Regions from separate parts of the Homo sapiens genome. Here region 2 is linked to region 1. The links are chromatin contacts, found by Hi-C in ENCODE. All regions are on one chromosome and are shown on one strand. Each heading gives the region's core, a stretch centred on a gene start or an enhancer-like site at or near the end of the contact. The rest is flanking DNA. Distances are from core to core; before and after follow the strand shown. Region 1 holds the start of CATSPERB (catsper channel auxiliary subunit beta). Region 2 overlaps FBLN5 (fibulin 5).

Region 1 (3,825 bases), core at 921-3,420:
AGGCCCTGGATGGTGTTCATCTCAGGCTTGTGTTTTGTAGCCACCAGCCTTGAGGGATGAGGTAAGGCACCCTGGACAACAGCAGGCTTGTTTCCATGGTGAATTGCTTAATCTCACTGTACCTCTCCTGTAATGCACTCCACTACGTGTATAAGCATCCATTATGGGCTCAATTTTCTACCCTCAAAATTCTGAAGTTGAAATCCTAACCACCCTTACCTCAGAAGGCAATCATGTTTGGAGATAGGATTTTTAAACAGGTGATGAAGTGAAAATGAAGTCATTAGGGTGGGCCCTCATCCAATAGGACTGGTGTCCTCAGAGAAGAGGAAATTTGGACATAGGCAGGGTGAAGTGAAGACACAGAGGGAAGACATTCAGAGGGAAGATGAAGGGAAGACACAGGAAGAAGACAGCCAGCCACCTATAAACTCAGGAGAGACGCATGAACAGTTCCTTCCTCATGGCCCTCAGAAGGAATTAACCCTACAGACACCTTGATCTCAGATTTCTAGCCTCCAGAACTGTGAGAAAATAAATTTCTGTTGTTTAAGCCACCCAGTGTATGGGCCTTTGTTATGGCAGCCCTAGAAAACTAACACAGCATCCATGATGAATTTCACCTCTAAGGAACTTGGGGGACAGGAGGTACTGGAGTGAGCAACCTGTGGACACTCTGGCTACTGCTTTTGCTATTAGTAATAAAGTCCTTCGTCTCTGACCTAGGAGTCTTGTGTCTTTTGCCAGCATCCAAGAAAACAGAAACATACTAATTTGCCAACTCTAAGTGGAATAAAATCTCAGAACTTTGTGCAGTTCCTGACAACTGCTGAGTAAATTAAATGTAACTGGTGTTTTTCCTTCATCAAAACTGACTTGCTTATTAAATACATTTAATTGACAATAGAAAGCTCAAACAGTTTGATTTTTTTGAATTCATTCTTATCACATTAACAGGGGAGAACTGAAGGTTTTTAGTGCATTTTTAAAAATCATCTGAGAAAACAACTTGTTTTCACAAGGTAAGAGGAAACAAATGGTAGATTAAAATTCTGTCGGCATGGTGCAATGCTCAAGTATATTTTTGGTGTAAGAACGAATTTAACATTAAGTGGAGACATTATCACAGTTAAACTCTGAAAATAGTCCCTTTACCAGAAAAATCTTATATCACTTTGCTAAACATTCAAATTAAATGATACAACACCATTATTAGAATCTTTATGCCTCTTCATGGGTCACCTGTGCAAACTCGAGAGAGTTAGTATGAAGCACGTGGTGGAAATTCTGGTTTTAATGTCAGCAAGCTTGTTCTGCAAGCTTTCTTATCTGCCATCCTGCAAGCTCAAGAATTTCTGCTACCTACTGGTTTCTTTAATTCTTTGGGGCATAGTTCCAGTCTCATTCTTCTTATTTTCCCTTCAATATTACAACTTTTCCTTATTTGATACTATCTTCTTTCAACTTTCAGCTCATAGTTAGAGTAAAAACATAGACTTTAGCCTAAGACGAAGTCTGTCCATCGAAATATTTGATTTTTAGCAAGCTATTTAACTTCTTGGAGTTCATATTCTATTCAGTAAAATGGGGATAACAGGCACTTCACAGTGTTGTTGTGAGAATTAAATGAAAAATACCTTAAAACATCTAACATATTCTATACAGAATAAGCACTTGACAAGTATTACTTCTGAATTCCATATCTCCATACACTGCAGCAACTTCTTTTTCCTCATCACACTCCCCTACTGACCTACTTAGCAGTTAAATTACCCCCAGTTATCATTCCTTTGTAATTATTATAAGTTTTACATAATTACTGGATACAAGTCATGTATCTGGGCATTTTCTCTTCTCTGGCACTAAATAAACATTGGGAATTGCCCCATTGAAGGAAGCTATTTCCTCCCCCAGTTGGTTCATTTATAGTTACTCCATTATTATGGAATAGTGATCACATTATAAATTCATACTCCAGCAGGGTCCTTATTTTAATATTTTTTACTGTAATTACCTCTTTAGGAGATGCGCAACTAGTTGTGTTCTTCTTTTTTATATTTTTTCTCAGTTTTCTTCCATATAGACTGAGAAGAAAGACCCAAAGTCAGGAGCCAAGTTTTCCCTGTTGACTGGCTTAGCACTCTAGTCACCTTTGGTAACAGCCAATCAGCAGCTACCAAGTACAGAAGCATGCTTAGAAAATCTAAAGGACAGGCAGTTGGAATTTCCAACTAACTGCCTCTTTCAGAGCACCACAGGCCATTTTCTTTAAAAACCGATGAGAGGTGGAGGTTCTCCAAACCTTCCATCTTTAATATAGCATTTATCTAGGAAGGATCAGAAACCTACATATGATTATCTATAAAACACTTCAATGATCATACGATCATTGAATGCCTGGGGAAAAACATAAATGCTAAAAGCTCATGCTAACTGCATATAATAAGGTTTAAAAGGAGGCAATCTCTCAAAGGGGAGGAGCTTCATAACTGGGTCTTTAAGGAAGACTGGGACTTAAAAAAAATAGAGAAGGCCTTATTGACAGGTAAACAAGACAAGCAAATACACAAAGCACAAAGTTAGAAATGAGCTGTGGACGCATGGAAACAGTGAGACCAAATGGCATGCCAGTTTGTCCTCCGTATTCATGTTGTGTGACTGTCCTTGATGTGGTTGTATGTGCTCACTAAGGCTGCCTTTGACTGAGTACCGAGTGAGCTGAGCTTGAACCTTTCTGTCTTACCCAGCGCCCTGACTAGTCATGAATGGTCACAGAGGCTGACACATACTTTTTGATAATCATGATAATAAAACGTGTTTTATACTCAGGTTGTCCTTCAGAAGTCCCTTCACATGGCCATGTAAAACCTGCTTTACCCTCATATCCTGAAATATGTCTGGTATCTGGGTTTAATCTATTCCTGGAAGAGCCCGCATCAGAAATATATTTCTCTCACCCTTTCTGGTGACCTTGACCTAAAGAAGAACCTGAAACAGTGTGCAAAACACAACAAAATATATTTCCTTATAAAGACTCAGTTCCCAGAAACTTGGAGCTCTCTTTTTTTGTTGCCTGTTTCCCACTAGGGAAGGCAATAAAGCTTTTATGGAAGAAGATGTAGCTTTCAGTTACCATAGCAACACTGCTACACATTAAAAAAAAGTCTGAGCAATACTGAAGGTACACATTGAGAGCTCTAAAAAGAATGATGAAGCAGGTGACATTTGCCTTCTTTCTCCCCAGCAACCTCTTAGTTTTCTTTTCCTCATTTGCCCCCACATTTTGTTTCCTAACTTACGAAAGAGTAAAGGATCTGTTTTCAATCACAGTCACTGATGAATTACACTTTGATGTGAGTACCAAGACTACTCCCACAGTAGGTGATTCATCTGTAACAGTGGAATGAAAGGGGTTCTTCTGCCTGAAAAACAAATTATGCACTGGGCTTCCGTCTAGTCAGGAGGATAGGGGGCAAGGCAATGGGCTGATTGAAAGAAGGATGACTTTGACTTTTTTTGTAATTTTTTGCTGGCTATAACAGGGCTTATTATGTGTGAAAAATGAAAACAAGTATAGAGAAATCAATTACGCATAAATCAACAACCAGATATAACCACTGTGGACATTTTGACATTTCTCGAGTCTGTTTCTTCTGCATTTATATGTCCTTCTTTCAGTCATTGTTAGTCTGACCATTTTCTCGTGTAACTCAAGTGTTTTATTTAAGTCTTCGCAGTTGTAGATCTAAAAATAACGGTACCTAATTTACTTAAACATAAAATATTTTTCTATTTCCAGTGTTTTCCTTTTTGAGAAATGTGGTA
Region 2 (3,825 bases), core at 1,326-3,825, 140 kb after region 1:
TGGAGAGGAGACTGGGTTTGGGAAGACAGAACATAGCATGTGTCTGAAGGCCTTTCGAAGGAATTCTACGACATATTTTTTAAAAATACTCAAAATGAACAAGACAGAATTAAACCGTTATACAAATTTAAGGACAACTGAAACTTCTTTTATGGTTGAAAATACCAGGCATGGTTTTGAAACACATTCTCTAAAAACCCTTCGATCCTGCTGTGGTTTGTTTACATAGCCTTCTCTGTGTACGCAAAAAGCAAACTAGCTACTCCCAGGGTTCCCCGCCAGCTCCCGGGTCTTTGCAAAGCAGTAACACAGTGAGAGAAGGAGTGGAAGAGGTGAAGAAGTGACAGCAAGCTGTTCACAGTCTTTGAACATAGACTCAGACCCCCGCAAACCTAATCTATTTTCTTTGAAAATAGTGGAAATAAACTGAAGGCCTTGAAAATTCACCAACAATCTTCTATCAGGGGAGCAATGATAATACTTTTTGATAACTGTGTCATAGGAACTGGGGGTGGCAAGTCCTGCAGGGTGACAGGTCTGCAATAGTACAGGTGAGAGTCAGGAAGTCGGGGCTGACTCTTCGGGGAAACGTTCAGCAGGAAATGCCTAACGTCTGTGTCGCTCTCATTCTCTCTGTTATTTCCTCTCTTCTCCTGTCCCTTGGTGCCAATGAGAGGCAGCGTCGGAGGCTCCAGCCCGAGGCTCAGAATGGGTACTGCGACACATATATCCGCAGTCGGATCACGGAGCTGCCTCTGAAGTTGATGACAGTGTTGACAGTGATCATTTCCAAGTCCAGCTGGATTTCCCGGGGCCCTTTGATGGGGCGTGTCATCACCAGGGTGGCACTGATGGGGCCCGTTTGCTATGGACAGAACCGGGGAACACCAGTGAGAAAAGGCCTGCATGGTGGCCCTGCAGCCCCACCTGGGCGCTCCCTTGCCTCCGTCAGTCAAACTGGCACCCCCTCGGTGCCTCAACTGTGCCATGCTCTTTCCCTGGCTTTGCCCACTCTCCACCTGGTTCTTTTCTGCAAACCCTTCAGGTCTCATCTGAAAGGTCACTTCCTAAGAGGAGCCTTCTCTGGTTCCCCAATCTAAGTCAGGTCCCCCTGCGACCTCTGACGCTGCAGCCTTTACTTTGTACAGGATGGAAAGCATTTATGACCATGTATGATTGTCCATACTGTCTACCTGATCCGTGTCTGATATCTAGGCTCCCACTAGGCTATGAGTTCTGTAAGAACAGGTACTGGGGTCAGGCTTTTCACCACTGAGTCCCCCTAGAAGCCAGCATGGTGCCTTGAACACAGAAGGTGTTCAGAAAACATATATTGAATGATGAACGAATCATTGATTGAAACTTCTGCATGGCTTAGGGCTGTCACTTCACCCCTCTGGGGCTCATCTCTCAAATGAGGGTTTGGCATTGAGTACATACACATGGACACAAAGAAGGGAAAAACAGGCACCAGGGCCTGCTTCAGGGTGGGAGGCAGGAGGAGGGAGGGGATTGAAAAACTACCTACTGGGTACTATGCTTATTACCTGGGTGATGACATCATATATACACCAAACTCCTACGACACAGTAATTTATCTATACAACCAACATGCACATGTACTCTTGAAAGTGGAATAAAAGTTTTAAAAAACGTTTTTGAGGAAAAATAAAATGAGGGTTTGGACCAGATCAGTAATTTAAAAAAAAAAAAAAAAAGGCATCAAAGGCTACTGGAACTTTTTTTGTTAAACTAACAATTCCAGGGGCCCATTCCAAGATTTTCTATGTCAGTATATTTTTAGGTGATGCCTGGGAAAGGTGGAATTTAAGAACCCCCCTCTAGGCACCCTAGAGTCATCTCCAGCTTCACCATTCTGTAACCTGATCACTGTGGTCCTAATAATTTCGCGTGAACTCTCTCCTCCACTGAGTCTTTTTCTAAAACTTTCAAGGAGGAAGGCAGAGAGGAATGACATCAACTGAGCACCCATCATGTGTGAGGCACTCTTCTAACCATGTTTATGTACATCTGCTTATTTAATCCTCATAAAATGGCCAGGCACCATGGCTCACAACTGTAATCCCAGCATTTGGGAGGCCGAGGTGGGCGGATCACTTGAGGCCAGGAGTTGGAGACCAGCCTGGCTGATATGGTGAAACCCCATCTCTACTAAAACTAGAAAAATTAGCAGGGCATGTTGGCAGGTGCCTGTAATCCCAGCTACTTGGGAGGCTGAGGCACAAGAATTGCTTGAACCTGGGGGGCAGAGGTTGCAGTGAATAGAGATCGCACCACTATACTCCACCCTGGACAACGGCGAGACTCCAGCTAAAAAAAAAAAAAAAAATTCTCATAAAACCCTGAAAGGCCTTGCCACTCAAAGTGTGGTCCCTGGACCAGCAGCATGGGCATCACCAGGGAGCTTCTTATAAATGCAGAATCTCAGGGCTAGGATCTACTGAGCCAGAATCTGTGGCTTAACACAATCCCCAGGGCTTTGTGTGCACATTAAGTATTGAGAAATATTGATCTAAAAGCACAGGACCCAGGTGGGGGGGCCCTGGCTGTCCTTGTCTAAGTGCTGTATGAAAGGTATGACTCATTACTTCCCCGTTTTATAAGTAAGCAAACTGAGGTCCCATGAGGTTAAATAATTGCTTAGGGTTACCCAGCTAGTCTTGGGCAGAACCAAGGGCTTCCATTCAGGTATTTCTGACCCCAAGCCCCAGGCTTTTTTCACTGCACAGCAGGTATCAGAAGAGGCTGATGTGTGTTTCACTTCTTCCTAGCACCCACCTAATGAGAGATGCTCGCGGTCAGTGCAAGGGACAGATATTGGCACTGTTAGAGGAAACAGTGTGAAGAAGAAAAGGGATGGGCTGGACAATCACTTCCCATACACTGCAGAGCCCAGCCCTGTGCCCAGAAGCTGCAAGCAACAGTCTCTGCAAAATAAAGGAACCTAGCTGGTTTAAAGCTACACTAGATGTTTTATCTGTCTCCATAAAAGGAGGGCGCCCCATAAAGTTCTGAACATCCCCAAGAGCCACCACAAGTAAGACAAGGGTGGGGCTGGCAGACAGGTGCAGGCCAGGCGCTGGGACCTCCCCTATCCATGAGGCTATCGGCAGCCTGACAGCCACACAATTTCCTCTTGGCACTGGTTCCTCCTGTTCCCGTCAGCATCCACGTTATTGGCACCTCCTCACGCAGATTTCTTGGACTTCCTTGTCAGCCCTTACGAAACCTGAGCCCTGGGCCAGGGCTTCAGAGGGTAAAGCCACACAAGGAAATGCCTGCAGCCTTTACATATACAAATATCTCACCAGCTTTCACTGCGTGAACAAAGACCAAGAGTTGAGAACCCTGAGCTAGGGACAGCCCTCCAGAGGGAGATCTGCAGAGCCCAAGGTCTGGAAGGGAGAAGGGGGCAAGTGCAAACTTCCAAGTTGTTCCTTTGGGCTCTCCTGGTAAATGTCTCCTGAGTACGAAAGAATCCTCAACTATCCCATTTGAAATCCTAGACTCTCCCATTTGGAAGTAACTGCAGAAGCTGGTGAGTCCGGCCTCCACCTGGGTCCACCCTACCCACAAGCACCTGGAAGAGCTCAAGTACCTGCCACAAGAGCTGAGGACAGCCACCTCCACATTCGGCTTTTAGGGCAGAGCCAGGGCATTAATGAAATAAACCCCTGAGAGCCCGTGGGCATTAGTAGGCTTGGTGGTGCGAAAAGATGAGGAGGAGGAGGATGGTGGCGACAGTGATGACGGTGGTGGTTATGATGCCAGGCATCTGGCTACAACCTTTCCTACACCTCTTAA

The links. Hi-C counts contacts between places; a loop is a spot of excess contacts on that map. Pooled maps may share reads with other maps.
Region 2: a loop to region 1 is called in a pooled map, with 4 times the contacts of the local background. The contact joins the enhancer-like site here to the promoter of CATSPERB in region 1. A Hi-C loop is called at or near these places in 5 of 50 pooled maps.

Annotation. Positions count from the first base shown.
Region 1 is chr14:91,729,916-91,733,740 of GRCh38, forward strand. It overlaps CATSPERB (catsper channel auxiliary subunit beta), which reads right to left and starts at 2,171. Exons shown (of 27, transcript NM_024764.4): 1 at 2,015-2,171.
Region 2 is chr14:91,869,521-91,873,345 of GRCh38, forward strand. FBLN5 (fibulin 5) reads right to left here. Exons shown (of 11, transcript NM_006329.4): 11 at 1-865. The coding sequence ends at 704. Among named protein-coding and RNA genes, the nearest start is that of TC2N, 3.9 kb to the left of the region's middle. Within about 2 kb of position 2,576, at least 27 of the 41 ENCODE cell types and tissues checked have a DNase peak (open chromatin) inside an H3K27ac peak, as active enhancers do.